Linked DNA regions of Homo sapiens: region 1 is linked to region 2. A link is a loop called in an ENCODE intact Hi-C map of the cell type or tissue named here. Cell type or tissue: mucosa of descending colon. All regions are shown on one strand. Each heading gives the region's core, and the rest is flanking DNA. Links, peaks and the distances in the headings are about the cores only.

The links. Hi-C counts contacts between places; a loop is a spot of excess contacts. Peaks named below come from ENCODE experiments on the same cell type or tissue, not always from the same donor. Only the 100,000 strongest peaks of a DNase experiment are listed, where the experiment ranks them.
Region 1: it touches region 2 in a loop (2.2-fold over the local background); 4 of 110 quality-filtered maps call a loop at or near these places.

The regions. Positions count from the first base shown.
Region 1 is chr2:79,741,322-79,758,096 of GRCh38, reverse strand. It overlaps CTNNA2 (catenin alpha 2), which reads right to left. Exons shown (of 19, transcript NM_001282597.3): 3 at 13,515-13,710. Among named protein-coding and RNA genes, the nearest start is that of MIR4264, 100 kb to the right of the region's middle. In mucosa of descending colon, for the core only: no CTCF peak of the experiment used is centred there; a DNase peak (open chromatin) is centred at 7,496.
Region 2 is chr2:79,847,765-79,864,539 of GRCh38, reverse strand. CTNNA2 (catenin alpha 2) reads right to left here. Exons shown (of 19, transcript NM_001282597.3): 4 at 6,361-6,527. Among named protein-coding and RNA genes, the nearest start is that of MIR8080, 10 kb to the left of the region's middle. In mucosa of descending colon, for the core only: a CTCF peak has its summit at 8,976 (motif pointing right); no DNase peak of the experiment used is centred there.

The DNA.
Region 1 (16,775 bases), core at 3,936-11,935, 110 kb after region 2:
GAAATGGAGATAGTTTCATGATCTATCGGAAAGATCATTTTATGATTAAAAATACAATTTTGTCATTAACTTTACAACTGATGTGTCAGAAAGCTTAAGAGCCCAATCTGTTGTCCAGTTGTAGCAAGAATAACAATGACGTTAGCAATAAAGACAACGTCCACCAGGTTTTTCAAGTCTGAGGTGTGCTAGGTCTGTTGCTAAGTACTTTACATGCATCCTATCATCTGCTCTGCATAGCAATGCTGGAATGAATGTAAGATGAGCCCCAATGAACTCATGAACACACTGGCACAGAGTGAGTAAATAATTTTCCCAGGTCGCACAGCGCAGGCACCATAAAAACTACAGTTGGAATTTGAACCTGGACTCTACTGCAAAGCAAGCCCCACCCATTGAGCCACCTGTGGCTGTGTTCTCGGGTGGACAGGTTTGCACAGGATGCATAGGCCCTAATGTATATGTGCATTAGTCACTTCCCTGACTCTTCTTGAGTCTTCGACCATATTTGTCTTTTCTCTTTTCCATGGATTTCTTATTCTCTTTCTGTATTTTGTATATCCTTGCATGCCTCTTTAAATGTTTTCTGTGAAACACAAGAATGGTTTTACTTAGACTGGTAAGTTTAGACTTCAAAAAAGGGTATTAAAAGAAACAGTCCTGAATTGGCAATCTTCTAAACTAGATTTCTGATTCTTATTCATACAGATGTATAATTTACCATTCTTTGCAAGTCAGCTTAAAAATAAGAATAGTTCGGCACTCACACTGTGTTTGTTCTTGCCATTTTTGCTAAGCATATCAACAGAAAGGTTTGTGATTATGGTTTTTTTATTATTATGCTCTGCTCAGTTAATAATCTATAAATATTGGTTTATTAATTGTGACAAATAAGTGTAGAGTATATGTAATTTTCTGTACTATCTTTGCGAATTTTCCATAAGTCTAAAATTATTCTAAGTTTATTTTAGAAAATGGAACAAGATTAGGTGATGCCATATAAATAGATGTTTTCAAATCAGCAGAGTAAATATGTAGGGTTGTGATTACTGAGTTATAAGGCAATTAAATCTGTTTAGTTTTATTTTAGAAACTGCCAAACTGTCCTTCAAAGTGGCTATATCATATTGCATCTGAATGAATGAGATCTCCTGTTGCTCCACATATCACCAACAGTTTGTATTGTCAGTTTTGGAGATTTTAGTGATTCTAGTAAGGATATTAAAATCTCATTGTTGTTTAATTTGCATTTCCCCAATCACAAATGATGGTGAACATTGCTTCTTATGCTTATTTGCCATCTGCATGTCTTCCTTGGTGAGGTATCTGTTCAGGGCTTTCACCCATTTTTATGTTGAGTTACTGGTTATCTTGTGCAATTTTAAGAGTTCTTTGTATATTATGGATATAAGTCTTTCATCAAATATGTAATTTACCAGTTTTTTCTTGCAGTTTATGGCTTGTTTATATTCTCTTAGTATTATGTTTCTCAGTGCCAAAGTTTCTAGTTTTAATATGAAATTCAAATTATCAATTTTTTTCATGAATCATGCTTTTGGTTGTTTCATTTTTAAATTGCACTTCCATAGCCTATAATCATCACCCTGTTTAATATTTTACTTATTTGTCTCATCTCAAAATGTAATATTCTTATTAGCAGATAATGTATGTTTTCTTTATTTCATATTCTCAGCACCCAAAATAGTGCCTGTGCATAGAACTCAAAAAATATTTGTAGAAGTAATCAATGCACATGGATATCAGTATCAGTGTCATATTATACAAGTATGGATAATACTTCAAATGACAAACAGGATGACTTTGAGAGACTATATACAAAGTTTCTTACAAATGGAGTGGCAAACAATAAACCATTGCTATTGTTGCTGTTATTTTTGCTGAAAGAATATAGCATTTTCAAAAGCCAAGGGTTCCAGAAAGAGAGGTCAGGTGAAAGAATAATATGCCATTATCTTCCAATGTCTTGCAATAAAAGCCACACAAAGGGCTCTGTGCTGACCTGAAGTACTCCTGGGCCCTCAGCTAATGCAAACTTTGGCATACAAATATATTTTATTTAACAAAATATGCAACAGATGAACCTATTGCAAATGTTAAAATTTGCATTAAGATGAATCCTAAGGGTATATGACATTTTCACGTGTATGCATTTTTCATCATATTTTCACATGGAACTTCTTTTTGTCTTTTTGTCATTGTATGCATCTCTAGGTTTTTTGGTATTTTTTAAACTTCTGATGTTAAACCTTCTGAGAATTGATTTCATTCCTAGATAGCATACTTTTCCATGGCAAAGAGACCTAACTAATTAAAATGATGTTGATAACGATGTATTAAACTTAGGCTATTAGTGATTCTCAAACTTTAGAAGCATAAGATTTACTTGGGGTGCTATCTAGTAATAAAATTTACAGGGTCACCCCAGACATACTGAATCTGGAGTTATGGCTAGACTTATCAAGATGAATTTTCATGGACTCCTCCCATACCCACGCAGGGAATTCTGAACCAGATGGTCTGTGAACTTCACTCTGAGAAACACTTGTAAAATGAAGTTTCTATAAGGAAGGGGAGGAGAAGCCACTGGAAGGACAGTGAGTGGCAGTGTATGGCCATAGTGGAGCACCATCAGATCTCTAGCTCAGCTGCACTCATAGACTCAAGAACGACATCCTCCATTCCAACTTCAAGGTCTGCCCTTGCTGGATCTAGCACACATGCACTTTATTACATTACTCAAACTGTATCATTTGCTCTTGCTTTGTCACTTAGGCTGAAATGCAGTGGCTCTATCATAGCTCAATGTAGCCTCAAACTCCTAGGCTCAAGCTATCCTCCTGCCTCAGTCTCTAGAGTAGCTGAGACCACAGGTGTGCACCACCATGCCCAGCTCATTATTTTATTTTATTTTTTGTAGAGATGGGGGTCTTGCTATCTTGCCCAGGCTGGTTTGAACTACTAACCTCAAGCAATCCTCCCACCTTAGCATCCCAAAGCACTGGGATTACAGGTATGAGCCACTGTACCCGGCTGTGAATAGTATCATTTTAAAAAGTAATGGATCTACACTCAGCAGAGTCCAGGCTCAATGAAGTGAGATCCGTAGAGGGAAGATACATGAGTTATCTTCCCTTCTCTTACCTAGGATTTGCCTCTTGTATCCCCATTTTCTGTCCTAGAATACTCTTCTTTCCCCAAAGGTATCCTCCTTCAGTGGAAACATCCCCTCCGCTCCCCATACAGGAGTGAAATCTTACCCTAAGACCAGCAAGAACCCATACTAGAACATGGTAACTAAGGTACCATCCATACAGAGGCAGTCAGGCAGCAGTGAAGAGTCAGCGCACAGCACAGAAAGGAAGCCCAATATCCTAGGAGACTCAAGTATTCAGGGTATAAGGAGTAGAGGCATAAAGCCAGGGATACTTGAGAAAAGGACACACAGAGGAGTAACAGAATCCTGCCCACCTCCCGCAACTCTTGTTTTTAGAGAGGCTGACCCCTGCGGAAAGTGCTGCAGGAGCGAGAAGAACATGCCCACCATCCCCACACTGTGCTGCTTTATGTATTTATAGGGCAAATGAAGGAGGAGGGACAGAGCTGTGTGACAGAGGGAGCTTCCTGGTCAGGGAAGTAGTCTCTGACCAGCTCTCAGCCTAGGAGTTCACACAGCTGGCATCAACTGAAGTTTCTGTTGGGTCCTCTCATTCCACTAACACCTCACCACCAAAGAGGGTGAGAAGCAGGGAGGCACCAGGTCATTAGGAGGCAAGGGCTTATGACCTCTCAGATATGTGAAGGAGAACTTTCTGTCATGCTCTGTCATGTTTTCTCAGTCTTGCTCTCTGTCTTAGCCCATTGGTCATCATTTACTTAATAAATGTCGATTGAATAAAAATGAAATAGTGAGGCCAGGCACAGTGGCTGAGGCCTGTAATCACAGCTCTTTGGGAGGCCTAGGTGGGCAGATCACAAGATCAGGAGTTCGAGACCAGCTTGGCCAACATGGTGAAACCCTGTCTCTACTAGAAATACAAAAATTAGCCAGGCATGGTAGCACACTCCTGTAATCCCAGCTACTTGGGAGGCTGAGGCAGGAGAATAGCTTGAACTCAGGAGGTGGAGGTTGCAGTGAGCCAAGATGACGCCGCTGCACTCCAACCTGGGTGACAGAGCAAGACTCCATCTCAAAAAAAAAAAAAAAAAAAGAGAGAAAAAGAAAAGAAAATAGTGGAACTTGTTGATATCACCATATCACTTCACATTTGAGGTTATGTCATAACAAAGAAAATACTGCATGAGCAGTGAATGGCTTGGCCATCACTTTCATTTAGGAAATGGTCCCATGAAGAAGCTTCTTCTTTCATCTGCACCTCCTTGTCACTCTGCTCCATAAGATTCCCCTTAGTTTTGAGTTAGGACCATGTACATCTCATCTACACGCTGGCCAAATACACCTTGGTGGCATGGTCATATCTTAGCTGTTTGGATTTGTCATTGCTCAGACAGACAGTGGGCAATGTGAAAATGCTGTTGTCGAACGAAGGCAGGAAACATAAGCAACTGCTCCATGGCTTAAGAGAATGTGGAGATATAATAACGGGGTGACAGAGGAGGTGTTTTAAGGATTCTCTATAAGTCCTATGGCATACAACCAATGCTGTGTTACACCATTAAATGGATTTGCCTATTGAGAAAATTTGAGAAAGGATGCCTATCATTCAAAGCACAGCTTTCAAATCTATTTCAAATTGAATAAGATTACTGACTACCGTATGTGAACACCCCATTTTTAACAGATGCAGTTACATACCATATAAATGAATTAAATAAAAAATTCTTAGGCAAATTATGCCTCATAAAAATTGGCCTTTTCAGCAGCATCCATGAAAGGAGTAATCGTCAGCTGTATTCAGTAAATTAAATCCCTTAAAAATGTACGGGAGATCCACACAGATGGCAGTAACAGACAAAAAATAGAAAAACATCTCCAATAGTGGTCAAGTATCAGCTATCCATGGTCCATTAAAAACACCTCTGTCTTTGTTCAAAATAATCGAGATCATTTCATCTAATCTGCTTTTGCTCTTACTTTTTCCACAAAACATTTTTGGGATTATCTCTCCTCCCTACCTGCTTTCTAGATAAAGAAATTTCCTCTCTGCATCACTTCATGCAACCCTGAACTGTCTTTCTTTGTATTATAATTATGGCTCCTTCTCTTCATATATACCCTGATACTTCTTTTTTGGGCTGGAAACAATAAGCAAGCAGGCAAACAGTTGTAATTTTGTGCTTGCCTTTAATGTCTCCCCATTGCTCCTCTCCATTTCTCTCCTTCCATTCTGTGACGATCTTCTAATGCATGCCTGAAGTGCTCACTATGTGCAGACATTGTGTCAGGCTCCAGAGATACACAAAATAATAACAAAGGGGCCCTTAGTTGAGTACCAGACTATGAGAGGCAAAAAGAAATACCTTCAATATGTATTGCAATGATAACCAAAAGAGAGTCTAGTTAGCATTCCTACCTACATCAATTATTTCAACATCTTTTCTGTTCCTTCAGGATGGATTCTTTCTTTTCATTTAGCTATTGCCCTTGTGGCTTCCTGAAAATGCACTTTTGAATATAATTAATGACACCTGTCTAGCTAAATCCAAAGCATTTTCTCATTATTCATTCTCCACAATCTCTGAACACTCTGATATGACTACAACAACATTCTAGAGTCTAGAGTGATCACTATCTCCTTTAAGAAACATCCTATTCCCTTGGATTTTAGGATTCTTTGTTCGCTGGATATTTTTCAGGGGATTGCTTTCCCTAATTTAGTTCTACTTCATTTTCTAATACTAGTTTGTTCTTTCTTCCAAAACTATACCTTCATCCCTCTGTTCTCCTCTCTCTATTGGCAAGTACTTCCAAATTTCTCTATTTCACCATGGCATTGTCCTTCTGCCAGGTGGTCCTCCCCATTCATCTATGTTTAAAATCAAACCCGTACACTCTCCCCTGCCCCTGTCACTCCTAAAGACTTCCCAATTAATTAGCCTAGGGCCAAAAATGTAGAACAAATTTTGGCTCTTATCTCCCCTTCAGTAAGTTGAAAAAGATTTTATTCTTTTTTTGTAATGCCTGCAACTTTTAGCTTCTTTCTGTTCCCATTACCACCTCCTCAATCCTGGACCCTCAAAGTAGTACTATATTTTGTTTCATTTCCCTTGATATTATGATCACACCTAACCAATCTGTCTGGGTCCAGTTTTTCTCTAATTTAGTCAGGTTTTCATGAAGTTGCCATATTAATCTTTCTAAAATATCATTTAAGTGAGTAGAAGCCAGCCAGGTAGATAGCTTCTGTCCTCCTTCCCTCTCTCCCTTCCTTTCATCATGTTGTCTATACTTTTCCCTATCTGGATCTGTTCTATCATCTTATCATATTTCCTTCTTTCTTTCTTTTTTTTTTTTTTTTTTTTTTGAGATGGAGTCTCTCCATCACCCAGGCTGGAGTACAGTGGCACAATCTTGCCTCACTGCAACCTCCGCCTCCCAGGTTCAAGTGATTCTACTGCCTCAGCCTCCCGCCTATCTGGAGCTACAGGCATGAGCCACCACACCCTGCTAATTATTTTGAATTTTTAGTAGAGACGGGGTTTCACTATGTTGGTCAGGCTAGTCTCAAACTCCAGACCTCAAATGATCTGCCTGCCTCGGCCTCCCAAAGTGCTGGGATTACAGGCATGTGCCACCCTGCCCAGCCATCTTATATTTCTAACTGTACCTGAATATGAAACATTTCATCAAATCAGGGCTTCTTTATCCAACCTCCAATTATTAGTGCCATTCTTTTTTATGCCTTTGAAAATTAGATACAGCCTGAAATTCTTATCCCACCAATCTTAAACCTGCAATTCTTGTCCCACTGGTCTTCGAAAATTTTTAATCAATGATCACATTAAATATTACCTCCTTCTTGTTAATTTCAGCTATGTATCTTTTTTTCCACAACTCCTGAAATATTTAACTGCCCTATACATTTGACTGCCCAGTATATACTTAACACATATTCCTGTGTACCTGCAGAATGTCAGGCTGGGTAACACATCATTTAGCATAGGATATATCTATCCATAATATTTTAATATAGAATATCAAGTTGTTTCTCCTAGGTAAGTCTTATCTACCTCTTTTTTTTTTTTTGAGACAGAGTCTCACTCTGTCATCCAGGCTGGAGTGCAGTGGCAAGATCTTGGTTCACTGCAACCTCCACCTCCTGGGTTCAAGTGATTCTCCTGCCTCAGCCTCCCCAAGTAGCTGGGACTACAGGTGCCTGCCACAACCCCTGGTTGTGGTTCTTCTGCCCAGCCTGCTGCCACCAGACTTCTCTTTCACTGTGTTAGCCAGGATGGTCTTAATCTCCTAACCTCGTGATCTGCCCGCCTTGGCCTCCCAAAGTGCTGGGATTATAGGCGCAAGTCGCCACGCCCGGCCCTTACCTACCTACTTCTAAGTAAACAATAAGCTCATAAACCTTGTATAATGACTGCCTGTTATCAGCTGCCAAATGTGAAACACTAAATAACTACCATGGATTGATAAGTAATCTAAGCAGGGCTGATAAGCAAGAAAGGGATTAGTCCACTTCTTCTCAAATTGGCTGTAAAATGAAATCACCTGAGGAGCTATAAACATCTTGAAGCCTGGGTCCAACTGCAGAGATTCTGATTTAATTGAAGAGGGGTGAGGCCTGGACATAAAGATTTCAAGATCTTCCCAGGTGATTCTAGTATTCACTAAAGTTTGAGAACCCCTCAATTAGTGCATAGTCAAAAAAAAGTTTTCAGTCTAGAAAAATCTTCGTGGTAAACACTGAAAACGTTCTGGAATTCCCCGATTTAAGCTTTCCTTGGTCCAGAGCTTCAATATGAAGAAATGATTGGAATAACTCCTTTGCATTCCTTGTTTTCAAGAAGCTTTTCTGTGAATGGTTCACCAGCTGCACATCTATCCACTCATAGTTTGCGGACACCACGTGCAACTACCACCAACTGTAAGCCATACCGAGCTACTCAATCTTCTTCATGAAGACTATTAGATGCTGATTCAGCTCTCTAGCATCCTGCTTGGAAAGGCCGGGACTTGCTCACTAATCAAAAGGTAGTACACATTGCTATAGGTAGTACACATTGATTTAATAAATTATAATTAATAAATCTACTCTGACATCTATAGAACATTTAGCGTTTTTTTAATCCCCTGTGACTTCATTTAGTAAAACAATTCATTTAGGTAGACACAATAATTGTATTTGTAAAATGGAGAAACTGAAGCTAAAAGTGGTTAAGTGACTTAGCTTTTCAGCTAGTTATTTGTAAAAGTTAGATTAGAAGTTGGATATCTTAGCCAAACTGCCAATGCTTTCCTGATTTCACAAGACTCCTTCCTGAATATCACCTACCATGTGCTTAGAGGACCATGCCGAGTGCCTCAGGAGAAGAAAGAAATACATAAATCTCATTGTTCCTATTCTGATACGGTTTAAACTTACATTAGGAAGATAATATGCATATATCACATGACTTTAGTCATAAGTGAACAGATAGGAAGGGAGAAACACACACACCAAACTAGATATCCTATCTTTCCCAAAGTCTAAAACATCAGAGTTCTAAGTTTTGAATACAATATCTCTTTTAGGCAATTTATTTTTGTTACTTCTTTTAAATATAAATGCTATCATAAGCCTACTGTATATAAACACACCTGAGAGCAAAAACTTACGCATACTCCGAGAATGACCCCATACGGCAGATGCATCTGAATGTGTCTGCTGAGCTAGGGAATCTGGGAGTGGCCCACCTAGAGATTCATTCCTTGTCTATGAGTAACATCTGAGCCCCCAGCCCAGCCCATGGAACATGGGGTGTAGAGGGGATGGAGGCACCGTTTTGGGTTGAATGAAGGTTGCCAGGTGAAAGTTGTTAGGTAAATGGTGATACGTGAAAGTACTATATGAACTGCATGCCTTTCACAAATGGTTATGGTTCTTCTGCCAGCCTGCTGCCACTAGACTTCTCCCCCGTAGGTAAGCCCCCCAGTAAAACTCCATGTCTCATTTGCTGGCTCTGGGTCTCTTCTTTGGCCCCGTGATCCTGGCGTCATCCCCATCAGAGTCCATAGGGGTTCAGCACAACACCTACTCCAGTATTTTTTTACAGATATAGGGAAATCTTCTACTGGAATATTCTAGAGTAAAAATATAGTCACCACTCATACTGAAAACTTTTAGAGATCTGGCATGCAGCCAGGTTTAAAAGATATATATATATATATTTAATGATAAAGAAATTCAAATAACACTGTTTAGCCATATGAAATACAATAACATAGTTAAATAGATAATTCTATAATCTTGACAGATGGGGTAATTATAATGAATGTTGTGAAACTTCAAAAGAAAAACAAAACAGTTCTATATTAAAAATCTGAAAATGGACATGTACAATATGAAAACTGGCATTTACTTATGCTGAAAACAAAAAGTGACAATACTTTTTAATAAAAACAAAAACAATGCAATAGTAAAACTAACAGATTTCATTCCCACAACATATCATTTAATAAATAAGTCATGTATGGATGCTGGAGGTAGTTTAAAAGAGGTTATTGTTTTCTAAATGTCAGTGTGTCCATAATTTCTGAATATCATCTTGCATATTGGAAAACAGATTTCTATGATAGAAGGAAAGATACTGTGTTTTAAAGTTTCCATTAACTAAATATCTTGCCCCATTCCATATTCCTTCCCCACAAGCTCTTTTCTCTCTACCTCTCTCTCTGAAAATCAATGCAGGCTCTCATTGGTAAATAAAATTTGGGTAATGGGCAAACAGGAAAATCAGCTAAAGCCAGATAAGCTAAGGGGATTACATAATGACGAGCTGTGCTAGAGAATGGAAAGAATGGAGATAAGAGCTTCTGGGCATCAAATTCAAACAAGAGACTGAGGACCTTGCTGTCAGTGAGGAGGTGCACCACTCACACCTGAGAGGCATGTGCAGTGTATGGAAAAGATTGCAGAATGAAAAATAACAAAGCAAATTTTAAATGCTTTTACCCATTTTTTGGGTTATTTTGCATACTATAGTAATGCTTCTTTGAATTTGACACTGTTCAAGAGAAGGAGCACGTGGCATTTGAGTTTTATACAGGTTACACGTAGACAACATTTCTGATATAGAATTGTTTTGTAAGAAGAAATCGATAATATAAAAAGAAAACTTGAAATATCCCCTAGAAGTTCAACCATTGTTAGCTGTGTTAAATTAGCATCTGTAGAAATTTGTTACTCCAATACTCCTAGGATAGTCTGGCCAAGAACTGTGTTGTTTATTGTATTATATCCACGAGAACACAATTTCATGTAAGCTTCAAGAAAATGAAAACGTTAGTTTCTACAGAATGTGTGAAAACTAACTTGTAATGACAAAAGAATTCTTAAGAGGTTTTGGAGAAACTAAAGGGAAAAATTTATTATCATAGAAGACAAATGTTTTAAAAGGAGGCCCGGGGCCAATCAAACCACTCTCTACTATGAATACCTTTGCTATCTTCAGTGCAAAGATGGTTTCATGGATGTATACATTTGTCAAAATTTATCATATTGTAAATTTTAAGTGCATACAGTTTATTATATGGCAGTCAACCTAAAAAACCCACAACAAAAGAAAAAAATAAAACAACTATCCAGGCTATAGATGCATGAAAACAAACAAGCGTCCATCTGCAATTCAGAAGGAATATCAGTTTTCGAATGCACCTGAAAACTTAGATTTGGCACTGCCAAAACACATACACAAATATACTCTTCACAATAGATAAAATGTGGCACATTTAACGTTGCAAATTAAAGTAATAATTTAAGTTAGTATAATAGAGATGAAATTAATTTTTAGGAGGAAGGAGAGGATGAGGAAGAACAGGGCAGAAGGGGAACAGTATTTGTTAGTGTGGAAGGAGGGTTGGTGTTTCCAGGTACTAAATATCCAGCTGTGAATTGATACAGTGGTAGGTTTGCAAGAAGAATTGGAAGAGACCATTCATTCACCTCTTAATTCAATAATTCAACAAATATTTAATGAGTACTAAGCATTGAAAATCAATGATTAGCAAAAGAGACATGGTCTGGTCTCTGCCTTTATTAATTTATAGTATGGCATGAAAGACAGTCACCTCACAAATACTTAATTATCCTGTGAAAAGTAACAAGGAAAGAACCCATTAAAAAGTATGACAGGAGTTTCAGATAAAGTTTCCCTGAGAAGGTATTCCTTGAGCTGGGAAGTGTAGAAATGTGTGAAAGAGGCAGCATATATAAAGGCCCTGGGGCATGAAAACATAGTGCTTTTAAATAACTAAGACAGGAAGTGGTCCATTAAACAGATATATAGGAGGTAAGATCTAGGAAACTTTACAATAGACTATATTTGGAAGGAAAGGGAAGTAACAAGAATGGCACTAAGATTTATGCAACGTGCAACTCAATAGACATGCATTGCATTCTTCAAGGCAGAAAATGCAGGAGAGAGACCAAGCTTGGGAGTAGGTGTCTGTTCTGATTTCATGGTCCTTAGAACTTTCAACTACAATGCTGCATAGGACTACACCAAAATTTAAAAATTCTCTGTGTCAAAGGTCACAATAGAGTGAAAAGGCAACCTACAGAATGGGAGAAAATATTTGCCAATCACTGTCTGATAAGATGCTAATATCCAGACTATATAAAGAACTCCTATAACTTAACAACAGCAACAAAACCAAACAACTTGATTCAGAAATGGGCAAAAGACTGGAAATATTTCTCCGAAAAAAATAGTCAAATGCCTAGGAAGCATATAAAAAGTTCTTCGACATAAGTAATCATTAGGAAAATATAAATCAAATCTACAATGAGATATCACCTCACAACAATTATGATGATACAATTCACAAAATAAAACAAGTGTTGGTGAGGATTTGGAGAAACTGGAACCGCTGTGCACCATTAGTAGGAGTGCACTACTATGGAAATGGTGCAGCCACTATGGAAAACAGCATGCAGGCTCTGAAAAATTAAAAATATAATTATCATATGATCCAGTAATACCACCTCTGAGTCTATATCCAAAAGAACTGAAAGCAGGGCATTAAAGAGATATCTTTACCTCTATGTTCATAGCAGCATTATTCCCAGGAGCCAAAAAGTGGAAGCAACCCAAACATCCGTGAATGGATGAATGTATAAACAAAATGTGGTATATACATACGATGGAATTCTGAAACATGCCACAACATGTATGAACCTTGAAGACATTATGCTAAGTGAAATAAGCCAGTCAAAAAAAGACTAATATGTATGATTCCACTTATATGAGGTATTTAGAGCAGTCAAATTCATAGAAAAAGAAAGTAGAATGGTGATTGCCAGAGGCTTCAGGGAGGAGGATATGGGAAATAGTTTAATGGGTATAGAGTTTCAGTTTGCAAGATGAAACAGTTATGGAGATTGCTTGCTCAACGATATGAATATCGTTAACAGTATTGAACTGTACACTTACAAGTAGTTAAGACTTTTTTCTTTTTATTTTATTTTTTTTTTTTAAGAGATGGAGTCTCACTCTGTCACCCAGGCTGGAGTGCAGCGGCGCGATCTTGGCTCACTGCAACCTCCGCCTCCCGGGTTCTAGCAATTCTCCTGTCTCAGCCCCCTGAGTGGCTGGGACTACAGGCGCACGCTGCCATGCCCGGCTAATTTTTTGTATTTTAGTAGAGACAGGGTTTCACCGTGTTGCCCAGGCTGGTCTTGAACTCCTGAGCTCAGGCAATCCACCCGCCTTGGCCTCTCAAAGTGCTAGGAATACAGGTGTGAGCCACCGCACCCGGCCGTAGTTAGAACTTTATGTTGTATATTTTATACAGATCAAAATTTTAAAATGCTAAATCAACAGTATTATAGCTAGCTAGCTAGAGAGGTAGCTGATTTATTAATGAGTGGCTAGCTTGCTACATTTGTGAGGAAATCTATGAACTGAAAACATGAATTTGAGACTTGCAGAAAAATAAGAATAATTCTCTTATAATACTTTACATTCTTCTCCCCCTTCATCCATAGAAACCTGATTTTACATTGACTCTATAAACGTTAGGTCTTCCCATCCCATTCTCCCTAAAGCCTGAGTTTGACACAAAGTCTGTTTACATTGACCAAGAAGAAACATCTTGAAGATTTGACGTAACAGCAGACATGGAGTGTTTGTAGCTGTACCATACTGCAACAATGAAAATATCTCTATGTACCACATCCAGCAAACATTAAAAATGACAAGTGTAGATAGAAAGGAAAAAAACGTAAGACTTCTTCTTTGAGTAAATATCCATTGATTCTAAAGAAAAAGCCATTGTTTGCACATCAGTATAGATCCGCCTTGAACAATAATATCATTCTGCCTACCTTGTTTGCGCACATCCTCTACAGCAGCCACCAACTCTTCTTTGAGATCTTGACTCTCCTTAGCGATCTGTTCACCCTTTTCCAGGAAATTCTGAGTGGCTTGCTCTACAGAGGCAGCTAGTACATGGGCTTTCTTTGACCTCCCTTTCTTTTTACCAGATGGGCCTTTGTTGCTTGTGTTGACAAGTGTAGTCACCTTAAATATAAAAGAGAAACTGTAAAACTTCTTTGCAAAACTGTCTAGAAATGTCATGTTATCTCATAATTTCTAAATCTCCGTGTTTATTAAATCATGGGATTTCAATACTAAATCATGAATGCACATCACTTAGCCTCCTCACATAACCTTATCAAGGAAAGTGTGAAATTATGTGGATTATCATACAAATAAATGGTTATCATTTATTTCCTGTGGAAAAACAAAAGCACATGAATAACCAGAAATAGCATACTTGCCAGTGGGTCAAAGCTTCAAGTTCACTCACTTTTACAGACTGACAGGTACAGTGCTCCTTGGAGTACCCAGCCTCAGGGTGGCAAGGAAGCAAAGCAAATATGGAAGTACCTCTGAGTATTGAGCTAGGAGAACCAACATCCAGTGCTGAGCCCTGTAAGTCAGGGCAGAGATGAATGAGCAATTAATAAATAATGAGTAGCCAACACCCGGTACTTATGTGTTATTTTCCAAGGACTTTCGAAGACCTTTGCTATTTAGAATTTTATCTTATACAAATAAAATGGTAAATTTCTGCCAGGCGTGGTGGCTCACACCTGTAATCCCAACACTTTGGGAGGCTGAGGCAGGCAGATCGCCTGAGGTCAGGAGTTCGAGACCAGCCTGGCCAACATGGTGAAACCTCATCTATACTAAAAATACAAAAATTAGCTGGGCCTGGTGGCAGGTGCCTACAATCGCAGCTACTTGGGAGGCTGAGGCAGGAGAATCGCTTGAACTCGGGAGGCAGAGGTTGCAGTTAATCTAGATCGTGCCATTGTACTCTAGCCTGGGTGACAAGAGCAAGACTTCGTCTCAAAAAAAAAAAAAATAAATAAAATAAATAAAATGGAAAATTTTATGTGAGGGAAATAAATGATTCAGACTCAATGTTTAGTTAACCAGCTAAAGTTTCTAGAATCATAATAAGATTTGAATCTATTATTACTCTTTTTCTAAGTATCATAATTTGGACACCTATCTCAACTGCCAAACTTCTTTTAACACTATATCTAGAGGTATTTAATTTGCTAAAAAGGCTATTAATATCTTTTGAGCAACATGTTATCTCCTATAAACTTCTGAACCTTTATTTTCTACCAGTGAGAAGTTTGGAGGGGAAATGAATGCAACTGTTCCATATTCTGTTCAACAAAAGTTGCCAGTCATGTTTACTGCTGTATTTTTTTTTTATCGGCTTCACAAGAATGTAGGTTCTGTGGTTTATTTTCGTTGATATTTATCCTGGTTAGCAGACTAAAGATGTTATTGGAGGTTATTAAGAAAGCCAGTCTACAAAAAAGTTCCAAATGCAGTTAGCTTCTGAGGTTTACTCCAAATCCCAGAGCAATCAAAGCGATGACTCAAAGTCACAATTAATATCCGGTCAGTTTATAGAGAAAGAGATAACACTGAAAGAAAAAAAGGATTGAATAAATGTAAACTAAGATGATGTGTATAGATAGAACCAATACTTAAGAGGTGATTAGTGCAGGGTTGGGAGCTGTTTTATTCGGCTCTCTTTTGATTGCTAAATAATTAGGTAGAGTGAATTTAAGAAAGATTCTATAAGGCCATTTAAGTACAAACACTAGCCAAAAAAATGGCAAAATCATTAACTATAAGAATATCAGATAATAGTGGTTTAGCTGTAAAATGTGTATGCGATGAGGAACACGTTGTAATCTTTTCAGTGCCACCCATGTGAGGCAACCATTAAAAAAAGAAAGACAGCTTGTCACAAAGATTGCTTTTCTGAGGTGCAGAAGCATTCTCCTTAATGAGGATTTACTCTAACACATGAACATGTTACTCTTCCAAGAACCTCAACTCCCCAGAACAGCCAATACCTGGAAACAAGCACATAAGTCCCCTAAGCAAACACAGCAACCATCTCTACCATCTGCATTTAGGCCAGGCTCCTTTTATCAGAGGAAAATACTCCCTATTCTCACTGAGATGTGATTTATTTTCACTTTATGCATAATTCTAAGATGTTTCATAATCTATTTTTTTTTAGACTTCACAAATTAAAAAAAAATAGGGTGGAGAGGAGCTATTAATTTTAGATAAATTGACATTTCAAAGGAGTAGAAGCTGGTAGTGACTACCAAAATTGCTACACGACTATAATGTGGGTTCATTTTCTGGAGGGGCCGACACATTTCTAGCCTTCTGTATGTCATGGTGCATTACTGCATTAGGCACAGTTTTGGTGATGCAAATAATAGCAAGCCAGTAGAAAATGTCAGTTTTGTGGGGGGGAAGAAAAACATGGAACATTACCAGGAAGTTCCTAAGAAAAATGTGATTACTTTCAGAAGAAGCAAATCAATCCTCATTTAGTAAAAGCTCTCATGTACTCATGGGTGGAAGAGCACAAAGGGAAGAAAGGGAAAAGAGACAAATGGAAAGAAAGGGATGGGCTTCCATAAAGGCTCATGTCATAATCAGCTCGGAATAAACAATTGTCAATGCTTTTCACTGCTATTCAGTGTTTTATTGGAGGACAAACTATTAAATTAGATAAGAAAAATAAAGAAGATATATAAGTATTAGAAAAGTAAACATTAAATTACATCTTATAGAGAATATGATTCTTAAGAAAATAAAAAAGAATTGAAAGACAAACAAGTCCAACTACTACAAGAGTGAAGAGCAAGGTGGCTAAATACAACATAAACAATAAAAACCTAAAGGAAGAGCAGTAACAAAGGAGAAATGTGGTTTTAAATATGCCATTCACAATCAGCATACATTTATATGATCAGAAATAACCATAACATACCATGTAGAATGTTTCATGGGGGAAAATGATAACATTTTAGTGAAGAACATAAAAGAAGACCTACATAATAGAGAGACATCCCGCATTCTTGGATGGGAAGACTCAAGATTGAAAAGATGTCATTTCTGCCCAGTTTATTCTACAATTAGCATTCGAGATATTTACACAGTAAATAAGCAAGAAAGTCTCTCACTCGGATCAGTTCTCTTTTTACTGTAAACTTAAAATATCCTCTCATTCAGTTCGGTTCTCTTTTTAC
Region 2 (16,775 bases), core at 5,195-13,194:
CCACACTGCTACCAAAATTATTTTTCTAAATCACTAATCTGAATCAAATTATTAGTACTACTCAGTGGCTCCCCATAACCTATATATAGAGTGCAAACTAATTATCATGTTATCCAAGACTGTCCATAACCTGGATCTCTCTGTTCAACTTTGTTATTGCCTCTCCCCACCTTGCCCACTATGCACCAACAATAGAATCACTGGTGTTTCAAACACTCCAAGACTCCTCTCTTAATCTCATGCCTTTGTTCTTTCCTTGGTTCGTAAAGCTCTTTCTGTAGTTAAAATCTGTTGCCTGACCTGAATCTATCATCTCCCTTCTTATGGTAATAGAACCCTATTTTCCTTCAGTAACATGCTCTTTTCCTGCATAGGCTATCAAATCCAAATTCACCTTTTCTGCTAACACTATGAAAATATGGATGGGCCGCTGAAATATTACTCCTTTCCCAGTTGGCCTGATGTTAAGCTTTGTCAGTAGAGGGTGTTGCATAGACGCTGCCAGAGGAAAGGGTTTGGTTCCTGGTTCTGGTGTGCTCCTTCAACAGGCTCCTGCAGCAGAGGAAGCTTCTCCAGCACCAGGTGGCCAGCAGCTTCCCTCAGTATGCCCCGCTGTGCAATTCTGTAGCAGAATGCCTCCAGCAAGACACCCCTCCATGAACAGCTTTCCTCAACAATCCAAAGGGCAGATTTCTAGCAAGCTCCATTATATTGTGTGGCACCTTAGTGACTCCTTTGTCATCAAGTGACCCAAGGCCACACCCTCCAACAACATCTGGATCTCAGGCCTGGTAGGGTGGGGTCCTCCCTAGAGTGCCCTATGCCAGCCCCAGGGGTAGCAGCTTCTCCTCATATCTGCCATTCCCATATTCCTTAAGAGTTCTTGTCATTTCTTATGAGCTAATCCCTTGTTATTCCAAACTGCTATTAGTGTTAAGAATTATTTAAATGTTCCCTGTTTAAATGACTGAGTGGTTGTGTTGTCATCATTGGACAGAATGATTCATCCCTCAACTCTGTGATGGGGCCAACTCTTTCCACTTATCCCCAACTTTCAGCCCCCAGCTTGGACTTGAGACTCCGACTTATTGAATCTAGGCCCAGCGATAGGTTCGAGGAGAGGCAAACCTCATTTAGTTCAATGAGACCCAATCTTGAGACCTCCCTCTCCCAACCACATCATCCTTTCTCTTATTGTCCTAAATTGTGCAGCCATACAATATGGTTAAACTGATCCCATTTCCAGCTTGGGGTGAGCAAAGAGCAGGAGTCCTGACCATGTTAACTAAGAAATTAGCATATTCTGTTATCCATCTAAATAATTAACTCAGAGATATGCACATGACTGAGAGGCCAATTGTGCCTAATAAGATTGTAGAACTTTTTTTTGTTGTTTGTTTGTTTGAGCTACCAGGAAAGAGAATTTCCTCTTTTGTGCTATCTTTAGTCTAGGATCATGCAACCTTCAAAACGGTTGGCAAGCACTTTGAGACTATGAGGCCTCCTATCAGGGGCTACAGAGAACAGAGTCCTCAGTAAGGAGGAGAAAGAAAGAAAAACCTGGTTTTGTCATGCTTTTGCACCTTGATCAAGCCTTGCCTGAAGCTATTACCTCTGGACTTTTAATTTGGTGAGCCAAAATATTCCCTTTTTAAAAAACTAGGTAGAATTAGGTTTTCTGTTATTTATGAAAGAAAGCATCATAATTATATTTTCCATCTGGGTGAGACTACAGCAATATGCACCCTTTCCTAACATGCATTGCACTCTATGCTAATGTCCTAATGTCTCCCCAGTAGCCTGTAAGGTTTTGAAGGCAGGAGCCTAGTCTTATTCACCCTTAAAATAATACATCTTGGCACAGTGTTTTGCATATGGTCAGCACCTAATAAATAGTTCTTAAGTGTATAACTGAATAAATAAATAAATCATGAACAATGCAGCTGCATGAAGGTAATACTGTGATAGCTATGACAGAAAAGATATGCTAAAAACCTGGGCCATATTTTCTGCAGTTATAATGAGAGGCAAGGCTATTTTATGATACCAATTGACTACTGTTATTCAAACACAAGAGCCACATTAGAACTTCAGGACTAAAAAGTAGACTTGAGAAATAATACACTACTGAGGCTGCATGAGGCTGTTTGATGCAAAACTCACAAAGTCACAGTTAATGTTAAGATCATCATGTCTCATCAATGCCCCCCACCCCCACATTAGAACAGCAGCACTATATTTGGCCCTTGGTAGCCACTAAGGAAACTTGACTTCTGGAGAAGCTGACTAAGGGTTGCTATTTTGTATCTTGCTATTCCATTTTCTAGAGAGAAATTATCAAATAATCAAGAACATTATTATCCCAGGATCTAGCCTGAGGATAGAAAGGTGATTGTTTCCTCTGACATACACATCTACATGAGTTTATGTGTCCTGCTATCGCTCATGCTAATAATTGACAATATAATCTGATTACACTAGTTCAGAGCCTAGGGAATATAAATGTCCCTCTTCATGATCACTGATTGACATGCAGGATTCCTTTAAAATTCCGGATGCCACATATCAACTTAACACACTGACAATGTGAACTGATTGCAGGATATTCCAGGTATCTGGCTAGGAAATCATTTGTCAGCAACTTCAACAATAAAATTGATTATAATTCAGTATTTTTAAATGGTGTCTGAAATGTAAATGATTACTTTAGCTTTACTCAGGAACATTAAATTCTCACTTGGGTGCTAACTGGGCACTAGAACTCTAAGTCACCCACTGTTCTATCTCTATCCTCCTGAATTTAAAGTAACAGCAGCAGCAAAAACCTTTTGCAGTCATGTGAATCTTTAATATATACTCAAAGAGAACTCAATATTAAAGTACCACAAATACTTGCATGATAGAACAAGTAGCATAACTTGAGCAACTAAGATACCTATGTGTTATCTGAGAAGAACTTCTCAGTTGCCATATAAATTTAAGTTCCTAAACATAATTATCAAGTAGCAAAATGCAAAGACCTGCACACTGCCAAACCACACGACCTCAGCAGGGCTCCTAATCCTTTACTCATTTTTAGAGGCTGAACGACATTTGCCTGTGATTACTCAAGTGACTATTCTTCATCAACCTGGCGAACTGCTGATGAAAAAACATGAATATAAGTTGCTGCGGAAAAAGGTAATTCTCTCTTTGTTCCTCTGAGTTACTCAGAGATGAGAAAAATTAACATCTGGAAAGAACACAAATAAAATTTTGACATATGGCCTGAAAGATAAAAAGTAGAATACTATGTGTAACACTTAAAGGTAAAAGAGATATGTAGCAGTTAACACAGCAGGAGGCTGTAGTCTCACTACAGGGTATTACTCAATCTGAACCCAACTAGAAAACCAGAGTCACTACTTTACTCTTCTTAGAAAGCAACTGTCACTCTTTTCTTTCTCATCTATGTTTTATCATCCAGGTGGTAAAGAAACTCATTGTTTATTTAAAAAAATCCTTGAGAAAGGTGTAAATATTTTCTAACTTGCTTCATCAAAATATGTAAAGCTATTTGACATGTTCTTCATCCTGAGTTACAGAAAAACAAATAAATAGAAGCTTGCAGACAATACGTTACTTTATCCGTCCTGAGAAGATATGCTTCTGCGCAAAAGAACTGATATACTCCCTACTACTGAGTAGAACTATGTGCTATGTTTGTTTGCAATGAATTATTGACGTATTGTCTTTTAGGGGGTAGGGGCAATAGTTCATGAGAGAAAACACCAGATGGCACCAGAAACTGTAGTTCCTCACTTGCTCCACAAGATAGCAACATTCCACCACAGCTGTTTGCTACAGACACTGCACTCTAAGTAGAACAAATGTGTTATTTAGTCTACAATCATTTTTAATTTTACTACTGACAGTCTGACAGGACTACTTAATATTGCCAGGTTGACCTTTCCATGATTTTGTGCTAAATCGTTAAAAAAAAAAAAAAAAAAACTTCCCTTACTCGGCTGTGTGGAGAAGAGATTGCAATTGACTCCCCATTACAGCAGGCTTCTGTGATCTGATGAGCCAACAGCACTGGTCAAAACAGGTGGGATGAGAGGCAGGACTGCAGGAGGCAACTGGTACCACACATGGCGTCATCGCCCTGGATTTATCACACTTCTCGAGTGTGGAGTGTAGGCAGTTCAGCAAGGATATTCAGCCCATCATCACTCCCTGACAGTTGCTGACAGGGCCTTCCACAACACAGCAAACAATGACATATGAGATGTAAGGTTAATTTTGTTAGGTTCAGTCGTATTATTTCCTTGCTGGGGTAAAGGAAGATTGTCCTTCTGTGGAAAGACTTATCTAAAAATATCGCCTTCGGAGACTAACTAGGCTGTAAGGGAAAGATAACACAACCTTTCTTCCAACATGCTTGAGAAGGAAGTTTTGTGTAACTGAAAAGATGGATATAACAGAGACAGACTGGAGGAATGGCAGCCAGTGTGGCAGCCTACAAGTGGTTCCAGTGATCTTACACTCCCTATTCAGCTGCCACTGACAGGACACTCACTTTGTGCCATTCTCTGGGATAAGTGCTCCACAGGAATCGTCCCCATTCAAACCTCCCCACCACCCTGAGGGCTCCACTGCCATTAGCCCCACTTTAACAGATGAGATATCTGAGATTTATCTGGTAGGTTACCAGACAGATGGCAAGTAGATACCAAACCAAGATGAAACCCAGTTACTCTGACTCCAGCAGCTAAATGGTTAATTATAGTACTGTACTGCCCTTCACCAGCCTCTGAAACAGGTAAAGACTCTCCTCAAATTGCTCAGCTTATCCAATTTCAAGAGCCTTTCCTGGCCTTTCAGAACCCATTCCCTGAAACATTCCTAAGGAGGAGAGGAAAAAATAAAAATAAAAATAAAAAAAACTTCCAAGCAGTTTCTTGGTGTCCCCTGCTGCTCAGGGACCTGTATAGAAGCCCTAAACAGATACACTACCTTTATGTTTATGACCTCGGAGCTCAGGCTGCAGGTGTTGGAATTTGAGGCCTTTCATATTTTTCCAGAATTTATACATAATTTGGAAATCTTGGCTACTTTATTGGGGCCACCTTCGGTAAAAGATCCTGCCCAAGGTTTTTTGACAGAGAATAGTTATGATTTAAGTAATTTCTTGATGATTCCTCCTACTGAACAAATCTGAGCTCAATGGTGAGGTGAGAGCACGCTCTTGTTATTCATTTCCTATCTCCCCTGGTCCCTCCTCATAACCTGCTTTCACTGATAAAGAAAATAAGACAGGAAGATTGGCTGATAGGAAACATGATAATCCAGGAATGCCCAGGACAGCAGGGGTAACCAAGCGAGCAATTGGTTGGTTCTCCAAAAAGGAAAATGTGGTTTGCATCTCATCATCTAAGTACCCTGCGATCAGTCCAGAGTTGGTGCCAATTGTTCAGGAATCATATTTCACTGAGGGTATGGAGTAGGGATTCTCTAAGCAGAGGCCATATTCCCAAGCAGCTAAGTTACATCATCTTTGTTAAAGTGTTGAACCATCCTTGTTGCAACTAGATACCAATCAGCAAGTAGAAAAATGGAAGAACGACCCGTAGTCAAGGACTGGGGAGGTAGCCTTAATCACTATTCCATTAAAGTTTGTGATGAGAACAGGGCTTCACCTCTATTAGGAAACAAAAGAATTAAAAGAAACCATGAAAAGCAAGGCACATAGAATGGTGTTCTATGGGTTAGTGGGACAAGTATGTGCCCACCCAGAGAACCAATCCAGGTATGTTAGATGCCAGGCTTGGTGAAACAAGATTGACTTTAGCCACGGGAATTGTGGATGGGGCCCCTTTTTATTGCCAATATATGATTCAAAATCCATATATCTACAGGAGAGCAAGGCTAGAGTAGATAGCAAAATATATTCAACATGTAATCCACACTAAGGTGGGCACAGGTGGTCAGCTGCTCAGCAGAGCTGACCCCAACCTGAACTATCACATGGACCAAGATTGCTCCGAATCTTGAGATAGAACAAAGGCAGGTCCACCCTGTCCAGGCTCTGTAGACTAAAAGAATGTACTGTTACACATTCCAGGAAGTAAGGAGAAATCTAAACTCTCAGTTTTTAGGAAAAAAAATAATAATTCAAGTGAGTCTTACAAAACTCTTTGACTATATTATTGAATATAATTTTATTATTAGAAAAAATTGGACGTGGGCACCACATGGGTAGGTAATGAACTGATCTGGTGAGCAATGAAACATCTAGAGTAGAGGCCAGAGCTGTAATACACACGGTCAAGATTGCCACTCACATAAAGAAAGTTTTGATAAGTTCTACATACGTACAATTTTCAGATGGGATAAAAGTCTCATGACATCTGCCATGTCCGCCAGGATGAGTAAGCGTGTCACCGCGGAGAGCAAAGCCCTTGCCGCCCGTACCATGGTGCCGCGCTTTACCGACGAGCAAGGGTCATCTGCAAACTCGGAGGAGGCGATCCGCATCGTCTCACCTGGAAGACAGACACGGAGAGGCAGGTGGGTAGACAAGAGGCTTAGAGACTGGCCATCCTAAAGATCTGTGAATGGACAATTACTGTTTTTATTGCAAAACTCTGATGACCAGGTGGTATTTCTGCCACCTCTATTGCAGCAAAGAGCCCTTTAAGTCAAGTACATCAGTGCACATGGACAAGTGCTGTGGACCAAACAAGGTGCTCATTTCACACTGAAGTATGAAGTCATGCTTTTCACATCAATAAGGAGTATATTTAATTCCATTTGTCTAATAGTTGAGATGGATTTGCCTTGAGCTTAATCATCCTCTCTCTGCATTTGCCTTGGAACCAATGATACCAGGCAACTTACCATGCAACTCATTGAAGTTACTGACAGTCGAGGTACAAATTGTTCCACATGGAATTGAAAGTTAAGACCTTGGCCTCATTAACACTGTACTCCTAATTGAGCTAATCAGACAAGAACACATCATAGAGGCACCCAAGATCCAATCTTCTAATCCTCTTAGTAACCAATTTGCCAATATAGAAAACATTTAGAAGAGAACTAAACCAATTAAACAAATGTTTACTAAACACACACTTGTGTCAGATTCTGTACTAGGCTCTGCCATTACAAAGTTGACTAAGAATACCCAGGCACAAGGAGTTCAAAGTCTCATGAGTAAACAGGTATGTCAACACATAATCAGAATACAGTAATTAAGTGCCATAAGAGACAAGATTAAGAAAGTAGGCAACACAGAGGGGAGAGGTATTTGCTCATTTATTGTGAGACTGGGGGGAAGCTGTCCATTTTAATGGGATGCAAAAAAGAAAGAGGTGTTCACCAGGAAAACAAAGGTGGGGAGGGGATCTCAGGCAGCATGAACACTTCGTGGGCTCTGAAGCCTGGAGCCCCATGCTGAGTACAGAGACCTGCAGTTCTCTGGAAGAACCCATGAGGAAGGGGGCTGGAGAGAGGCAGTAATGCCTAGAACACCATGTAAGAGGTTTGGATTTTACCCTCAGCAGGGTGGGAAGTTACAATAATAGATTTTTATTTTTGGAAGATTATTTTAGTCATATTACATAAAATAAACTGGAGGGGAAAAAGACCAGGACAGAGAAGTCAGTTAATAGGGTAAATGCAGTTTTAGTCTGAGAGAGCAGTGGTGAGAGCCTGGACCAAGGAGATGGGAGAGGGAGTATAAAATGCATCTGTGTGACACAACCAACCGATCTAAGGGCTGACTAGATGTGAAGACCAGACAAAAGGTTCAAGCTGACGATGAGGGCTGACACGATACAAGAGTCAGGTATATATTTGCATCAAGGGACCCAGGAATGGGAAACAAAGAGATAATTAACAAGGATTGAGACTGATAACCAAATCAGTGGGTGGATATCCACTTTGGGGAGTGAAAACTGTGAGAAACCATAAATGGAGCTTCATATAGCAGAGTGTACACAGGGGTATAAAAGCTTCAATAAACTTGAAGAGTACAGTTAATATGACAGATTTTTTAACTCAAGATCAAACAATTTATTCAATTTTTGTAGTAATGATTACTACTCACCTACTAAGCAAAATCTAGCTCATTTAAATGAAGCCAATGATAGCATGGAAAGTCTGTGCATCCTGTAATTAGTCCTAGTCATAAGAAAAAATAAAAAACACCTCTTACCATTTTATAGGCCGATCAGAATATAAAGTAATTCTCTCAGCTAGTGTGGTAGTTATTTAAACCCTCACAGTGATACTTTTTATACTCGGGAATGTGGGTGTGTAAGGAAATATATTGCACTGTTGGATTTTTAAAAGAGGCTACCATCTACAATAAGCATTTTATATTGCTAACCAGCTTAGCCTTTTTGCCTAGGCACACACAAATAGCTTGATATATAACAACAGCATGGGAGAAACTTAAAAATTCACTACTCTAGTGGCACAATGATGAATTTTCAAGATGTATGGTCCTAGAGCTCAATCCAAGTGTCCTACCCTTGCCACAGGGTTACATACATCTCCTCCTCTTGCCTCTCCTCCTCACAAATAAAAAAAGTCATTGGCAAATATCTGTGTGGTGGGAGAAAGAAAGCCACCTTTTCCCTACTTTATACAGTGCAAGTAGAAAGAACATTATACACCAAGGTAAATCCAACAAACTATTGACAAAAGTGCCACAAGTAGAGCTAGACAAATTTGTGTAAGATATTAATAGGTAAGTCAGCTACTGTTGAAATAGATCCACTTATTCAAGGGAAAGGGGGATTTATTCTGCACACGAACCCAGGTAGCTACATGGTTGATCCCAGTTCCTGCAGGTGAAATCGGTATGAGCCCTAGCATGGTTAAAAGTAGGTCACTCAGGTAGGGCTATTGGCAGAACAGAGATCCCCAGGAGGAGAGGGCAGTCACACCCCTTCCCTGCAGGTGGAGCTTGTGCACTACTTGAAGAACCATGCCTAATCCAATATATTTTCAAGTTGAGATTGAACATTCGGAATGAACCAACATCATTCCAGAAGACAGGTCTTGCCAGAACGAGGGGCTCTGGAGGGCCTAGAACGACTCCTTCCATCTGTCTTAGCGGCACCATCGGGCATCTGGCAGAAGTGTACTGGCATTTCATGCAGATGCCAACCATCTGGTCAGCACTACTGCTTCAAAGCCGATGGGTGACACGTGTCAGTGCAGAGATCTTAGGTGGAGCTAATCAACCTGGGGCCCACGGCAGGCACCCCAAGAGTGGCTCAGCAGATGTCCGTGAGAGGGAGACAGGGAAGAGACAGACAGAGAGAGAGAGAAAGAAAGAGAAAGACAGAGAGAGAGAGAGACCCACATTAGAAAATGCCATCTGCCTTTCTGGATGGAAAACTCACACTAAATTCTGAGATTATTCTAAGATAAATAGAAGATGATTTCATTCAAAGCAAATTAAACTAAAAGCTCATTTTAAGCAGATACAAGTGATTTCATGTTGATAAGGATTCCAAAGGAAAGGCAACCTCAAATCAGCTATAATTTTAATAGGTCTTAGTCCCTGCAGCTTTAAGATTACTGAAGCAAACTGATAAGCAAGTTTATCAGGATAAAATTAGCTACTTTCCCAGGAATGTAGAGAAAAGTGCTTTTTCTATAAGATTGAAATATTTCGCTAAGAAATAGTATGCATGTGTAAGAGGGAAATGGGGCAGTGAAGAGAGGGTACAAGAGATCTGCCTGCTTCTTTTATATACATTCTTGTTCAATCTCATGTACTTGATTATAGACCTAACTCAGAGCAACATTTCCACGGTAAAGCCTTTGATGTCCTCTAGCCACTACAACCTGCTGAAAAGAAGAAAAATTAACATTACCAAATAAGGGACCAACGGAAAATAACAATTTTAACATGTATGTAGTGCTTCTATATAAAGGCTTATTATATAAGTATTGTTCTAAAAGCTTTACATGTATTAACTCATGGATGAAAAAGGATAAACAAAGTCACATTGACCTGGGTTCAGATCTCGACTCCACCCCAACTATTACCAAATATGTGAGCTAGTGCTTATTCAACCTTTGTATTTCAGTCCAGTCAACTGTAAAATGACAGGGAAAATAATGACAGCTGCCTCACAGACTGCCATGAGAGTTAAAATTAGAGACGATGCATTCAAAGCACCCAACATGGGGCCTTACCCATAACGGGTGATCATTATTCATTAATACCACTACTATCACAACCACTTCAAGCATCCAAAATGCAGTAAGAAGAGTTGGTGATCTCCTGGTTACAGGTTTAAAAGTGTATATTTTGGTTGGTTTCACTTCTTGTGTTTCTTCCTTAGAAGCAAGACAACATATGCTCAATAAAAGTACTTATTGTTTGAAGATAGAATATATATAAAAAAAAAATGGTGCTCTGCTTTTAAATCAGTGCTTATTCTGGTTCCTAGGCTACCCTGAAAGCACTGGGATGAATACATAATTGTGCATCAGCTTGAGGTAAGATCAATTCAAATGTGGAATGATGCATGCCAGTAATAATAAACACAAGAAAAGGATGGCATGGGCTGGGCGCGGTGGCTCACACCTGTAATCCCAGCACTTTGGAAGGCAAAGGCGGGTGGATCACCTGAGGTCGGGAGTTCAAGACCAGCCTGACCAACATGGAGAAATCCCATCTCTTCTAAAAATGCAAAATTAGCCAGGCATGGTGGCACATGCCTGTAATCCCAGCTACTCAGGAGGCTGAGGCAGGAGAATCACTTGAACCCGGGAGGTGAATGTTGCGGTGAGCCAAGATCACGCCATTGCCCTCCAACATGGGCAACAAGAGTGAAATTCCATCTCAAAAAAAAAAAAAAAGAAAAATAATAAAAGGAAAAAAGAAAAGTATGGCATGTGGAAGGCAGAGTTTTAGGAACAAAAACATCAGGTAGGAATCAGGTCATGAACCAAAATGGCACAAATATCCTGTGGCTCTTTCCTTGAAGGAGGGGCCTGCGTGTAAGGTCAGCACTCTAAATGCTTGACAACTGAACTGCTGAAAAACTGTGAGAAGCAAGGAAAAATGTGTGGTGAAAAGCAAGATTCAAAGAGTGCTGGGTGAAGAAAATGAAAACCTCAGAATTGTTGATGATCTTAGAGGCTGAAGAGGATTTAACTCGTCTTTTTCATCCAGCCTGGTCAACCTAGTGAGACCCTATCTCTACAAAAAAAATTTAAAAATCAAATTGCCAGGGTAGTCCCTGCTACTCTAGAGGCTGAGGCAGGAGGATGGCTTAAGCCCAGGAGTTTGAGGCTGCAGTGAACTATCATTGCACCACTCCAGCTTGTATGACTGAGTGAGACCTGTCTCAAAAAAACAAAACAAGGTGCAGTGGCTCACACCTGTAATCCCAGCACTTTGGGAGGCTGAGGTGGGTGGATCACTTGAGGTCAGGAGTTCAAGACTAGCCTGGCCAACATGGTGAAACTGTGTCTCTACTAAAAATACAAAAAATTAGCCAGGCGTGCTGGCAGGTGCCTGTAGTCCCAGCTACTAGGGAGGCTGAGGCAGGAGAATTGCTTGAACCCAGGAAGCAGAGGTTGCAGTGAGCCGAGATTTCACCATTGCATCCAGCCCGGGAAACGAGGGTTAAACTGCGGCTGTGCGCGGTGGCTCACGCCTGTAATCCCAACACTTTGGGAGGCTGAGGCGGTTGGATCACAAGGTCAAGAGATCGAGACCATTCTGGCCAATATGGTGAAATCCTGTCTCTACTAAAAATACAAAAATTAGCTAGGCGTGGTGGTGTGCACCTGTAGTCCCAGCTACTTGGGAGGCTGAGGCAGGAGAATCACTTGAACCCGGAAGGCGGAGGTTGCAGTGAGCAGAGATTGTGCCACTGTACTCCAGCCTGGTGACGGAGTGAGACTTCGTCTCAAAAAAGTGAAGCTCCGTCTCAAAACAAAACAAACAAAAAAACTTTTCTTTTCACTCTTTCAGCAATGGCAAGTATTGGACTTACTCCCTGGAATCAAATGATGAAAACTGGAACTAGTGTGAGAATGAAAATGAAGAAAAAGGCAAACCACAGAGCAAATGTAATGAAACAGCCAGAATAAGAGCAGATTAAGACATGAAAAGCCACGTAGGGAAAGGAATTGCAATGTATTTCCTATACCTTCCATGGTAATTTACATTGTCAACATTTTTGCTATAAAATAAATATGTGCTCCTTAAGAGAACTAAAAAAATACAATTAAAAGAAGCCAAAAGAGCATTCACATCTTAATAACCAAGGACAACATCCGATGAGCTAGCTTCTAGACAGTTCTGTATGCATATGTTTTTAACCAGCAGTTTTCACACATAATAGCTACAACTGCATATCATCTTTTGTCTAAATGCGTAATTATCCTTTATCTAATTACATAAATTATCCAACATATACTGATAGTTCATGTTTTTTATATTTCTCCCTGTATTACAGAATTCTTAGAAAAGATGAGAGAAGGCCGGGTGTTGTGGCTCACACCTGTAATCCCAGCACTTCGAGAGGCTGAGGCGGGCAGATCATTTGAGGTCAGGAGTTTGACACCAGTCTGGCCAACAGGGTGAAACCCCATCTCTACTAAACAAAAATTAGCCAGTTGTGGTGGTGGGCACCTGTAATCCCAGCTACTCAGGAGGCTGAGACAGGAGTATCGCTTGAGTCTGGGAGGCGTAGGTTGCAGTAAGCAGAGATCATACCATTGCACTGCAGTCTAGGCGACAGAGTGAGATTCTGTCTCAAAAAAAAAAAAAAAAAAAAAAGGAAAAGAAAAAAATGAAAAAGAAAAAGAAAAAAAAGGATGAGAAAAAGGGCAAAAATTTCCAATCCTCTTAACCAGTTTGTTCCCTTTTCATGATAACCGACACCTGCCTAACAACCTTTTTCACATGTATTTTCCATGAAGTACAGATCTTAAAGGATTCTGAAAAACGGATCTTGTAGAGCAATGCAGAAACTAAAACATGTTTTTAGAGAGGAAAGCAACATTAGTGAGGGAAACTGACCACAGGTTCCCAAAGCCTTAGCCAGTTCTGCAACTCAAACTGTGCATCCCGATTGAGCTCACACACTTACAGAGACTGTGAAGGAAAATACATAACAGAATCTTAAAACGGTAATTCAGTCAACAATGTCCAACTTCAGAACATTTTATCATTTTGATTATTTTGTAGAGTCTGTAAGGCAATGTAATACTTGAAAACCACTTACAGGTCTGGTCAGCTCATTTTCAAAGCAAGGTGGGAAAATATCTTCATTTGAGACAAAACAAACTTAAATGTTAAATGAATGGCCAAGGTGGACAACACCACAGAAGTTACAAGGTCACCACAGAAGATCTTGATGCATTACATCATGCCTCTTGGCTCCTTTTCTTGGAAGAAATAAGTGAGTGGTTCTTTGATAAGAATCAGGCAGAGTTGGATAATGTGTTGAAAAGATGAGGTAAGCAGGTGTTGATGTGGCTGAGGGCCTCTGCTCTAACTACATTTGCAAACATAGGAATGTCTTCTTCTGGGATGGTTCCAGCAGCAAGGGGGTGGTGTAGCAGGGTGGTCCAAGATTCCTTCCACTTTAGGATCTCATTAGGCTGTATCTATCTGGACTTAATATTTTAGCATGTAACTCTTTCATCTATAATAATAATAGCTCTCTTTTTAAGAGCTCACAATGTGCCAAGTTCTGCTCAAAGAGCTTAACCTGTATCAACTCTTTTACTACTGAAGAGAATCTGATGAAGGAAGTGTTCTCATTGTCACCCTTTCTATCTGAGGAAACTGAACACAGAAAAGAAAGATTATTAAGGTTATTTGCCCAAGGTCAAACAGATGGTAAGTGGTGAAGTAGGCATTCAAAATCTGTCTGGCTCTGCGGTCTATCCTCTTAAAACCAGTGCTTTAGAAATATCTTTATTTTAACATCCTGTTTACTCTGTGAAAATTATTTGTTTACATATGTCTGTCTGCACCTGTATTAGGAGTTGAAGACTAGTAAATTATGTTATTCAGTTTACAGGGTATAGGAAGGAAGGAAGCAAGCAAGGGAGAAAGAAAGGAAGGAAGGGAGGGAGGGAGAGAGGGAGGGAGAGAAGGAGAAAGGGAGGGAGGGAGAAACAAACAGAGGGAGGGAGGCAGGGATGAAGGAAGAAAGGAAGGGAGAGAGGGAGGGAGGGAGGGATGAAGGAAGAAAGGAAGGGAGGGGGGAGGGAGGGAGGAAGGAGAAAAGGAGGGAAGGAGAAAGGGAGGGAGAGAGAAACAGAGGGAGAGAGATACAGAGGGAGCGAGGGAGGGATGAAGGAAGAAAGGAAGGGAGAGAGGGAAGGATGGAGGAAGGGAGGGTAGGAGGGAGGAAGGGAAGGAACAAGGACCTAAACAAAGACACTTCTCCAATTATTCCCAGCCTCCACCACTCCTTATTGTCACATGTTAGGGATGATTTGTGACTCCCTGTGCATGCATGCATTTGAGTTTTCCCTCCTTCCTTGACCTGTAAGCTTAATCAGTGAAGAAATCATAATTGTAGCACATTAATTTATTTAATCATACCTTACATCGGTTGACAAGGTATATTCCCTCAAGGAATGCTGTCGAGAGGAGGAAAGGAACGCCTGCCTGGCACTTTACATTTTGAACCATATTGAATTGATACTGAAGCAGGGAGAAAAGACAAATGAAATCCCAGATGCTATACACTCTACAATAAAATAATTGAAATACTTTCTTCTTTTTCATGTTTGAACTTTTAGTTGGATTTCTAAGTTCAGGAAGTAGCAAGGAAACCAAAACATTTGCTAAAGGAAAGTTCTAGTGAAAGGAGCAACTCCTTTGCTTCTCCTCTGTTTTGCCCACATAGGCCTTTGCTAGCAAGAAGGAAAAAGTCTTAACACTTTTTTGGAAACTATCAAGAATATGAGAGAGCTATACATGCATTTCACCCCAGGGTGGCTATGACTGAAATCTGTGATTGGGGAAAAGGTCAACAATCAACAATCAGAATTTTTCTCTAAGGCTCAGGGATGCTGAAGTCCTGTCTTTTCTCAAGCAGAATCTGCATTAAAATAAGCTACCTCCTGTGGACACTTTAAGCACCAAGCAGTTACAGCAGTGCTTGGTACTATTCAGGTCTTGTTATCAAAAAACAAGATAATATTTGGCTTAAATAAGCAGTATTCAGAAGAAAGCCTTATCTGCTTATTAAAAAAAAAAAAAACCCTATCATGCAAGCCATACCAAAACTATGTAAATATTATAAAATAAGAAGGCTGCCTGTCCCTTTGTCTTTCTACCAAGGGTAGTGGGCTCCATGGTCTCTTTATCATTCTTTAGGTTTTTCCAGAAACTCTCAGAAAACAATAAATTAGGTGCAAAATGACAGCAGTCTGATGGGGCCACTGCCTCTGAAGTGATGTTGAGACTGGTGAATTTCAGATCCGGATGAAAACTCCTCAGGCATCATTCAGCACCCCTTTCTCATCTCACACATGAAGACACAGAAGCCCAAGTGCCGTGGTCAGGTGGTTGGTGGGGGTCAGCATCCCTGTCTCCTGACATCCCAGTCAGGGACTCTGGTCTCAGTGCCATTGTTGCTGTGAGGCCAATAAATCCCAATGTGACACCAGCAAATCAAACTCTCCTCACCTAACAAAATCCCACTATAGCCACATGGTTCTGTGACAACCCTAATTCAGTGGCAAGAGCAGCTCCAAATGTGTCCTCATTTGGTCAGTGTTCTTTCCCAAGGTACATAATTAAGTCTTTTCCAATGTAATATTTGCCCTATCAAGATATGTTCAGTATGCAAAAGTACTAGAAATGTCAGTAACTAATGATTAAGTGTATTGAATGTTATGAGCTATTAAACATCGTTAGAGACAGTAATGCGCCACCTTGCAGAAGGCACAGATCATTAACCGTATGGATTTTAATTATTTCAGCTGTAGCCTTTTCCTGGGTTGGGAGAAGAGGGTGTAGGGTAATTTTACATTGTTGTAGCCAGAAAGATTATGAAGCCGCAATATGGCATACTTCACAAATGAGAACCTTGCAAAGACCTGTTAAATGTAGCAATAGCCACATTCCATAAAAAGGTGATTATTGTTTTGGCCTTGAATGCAAGAGAAGACCATAAATTAGGAAACGTTAAACAGTGATGATCTAAGCTTAAGAGAAAAATGGCATATAGAGGACCAATAGTGAACTCAATTTTGTTCAATATTTTTACACATAAAGGGAAGATACACTGATGGAATGTAAATTTCATTGTGCAACACATATATTTCTGAAATAAGGACACTATATCGTATATATACTAAAGAAAACCTATTGTAAGTTATCTTGTAAAGCATATAAGCAGCCAATAAATTAATTTTTCTATAAACCCCAAATTTCAATAAGTAAGTCAAGTCTCTCTATAAAAATCATGCTGCTGACTTATTTATATTCTTAAGTCAATAAATGTTTCTATTGATCAGTACCTGTATTCTCCTACAACCATGACACAAATCAAAACGCACTGAAATGTCAGTACCCTGCTACAGTACTTGGTAGTTGAAGTGTGACTTCAAAAACCTTCTAATGTTATTAGGAAAACAAGAATCAATGCCACAACTTCCATCTAGATTGGACAAGCAGAGATAACGCGAGCATCAAACATGCTAGCATCTAATTCTGAATCAAAGAGACGGCAGCATTCAGAATCAACATCTTGACATGGATATGTAAAGGACATCTTGATTTC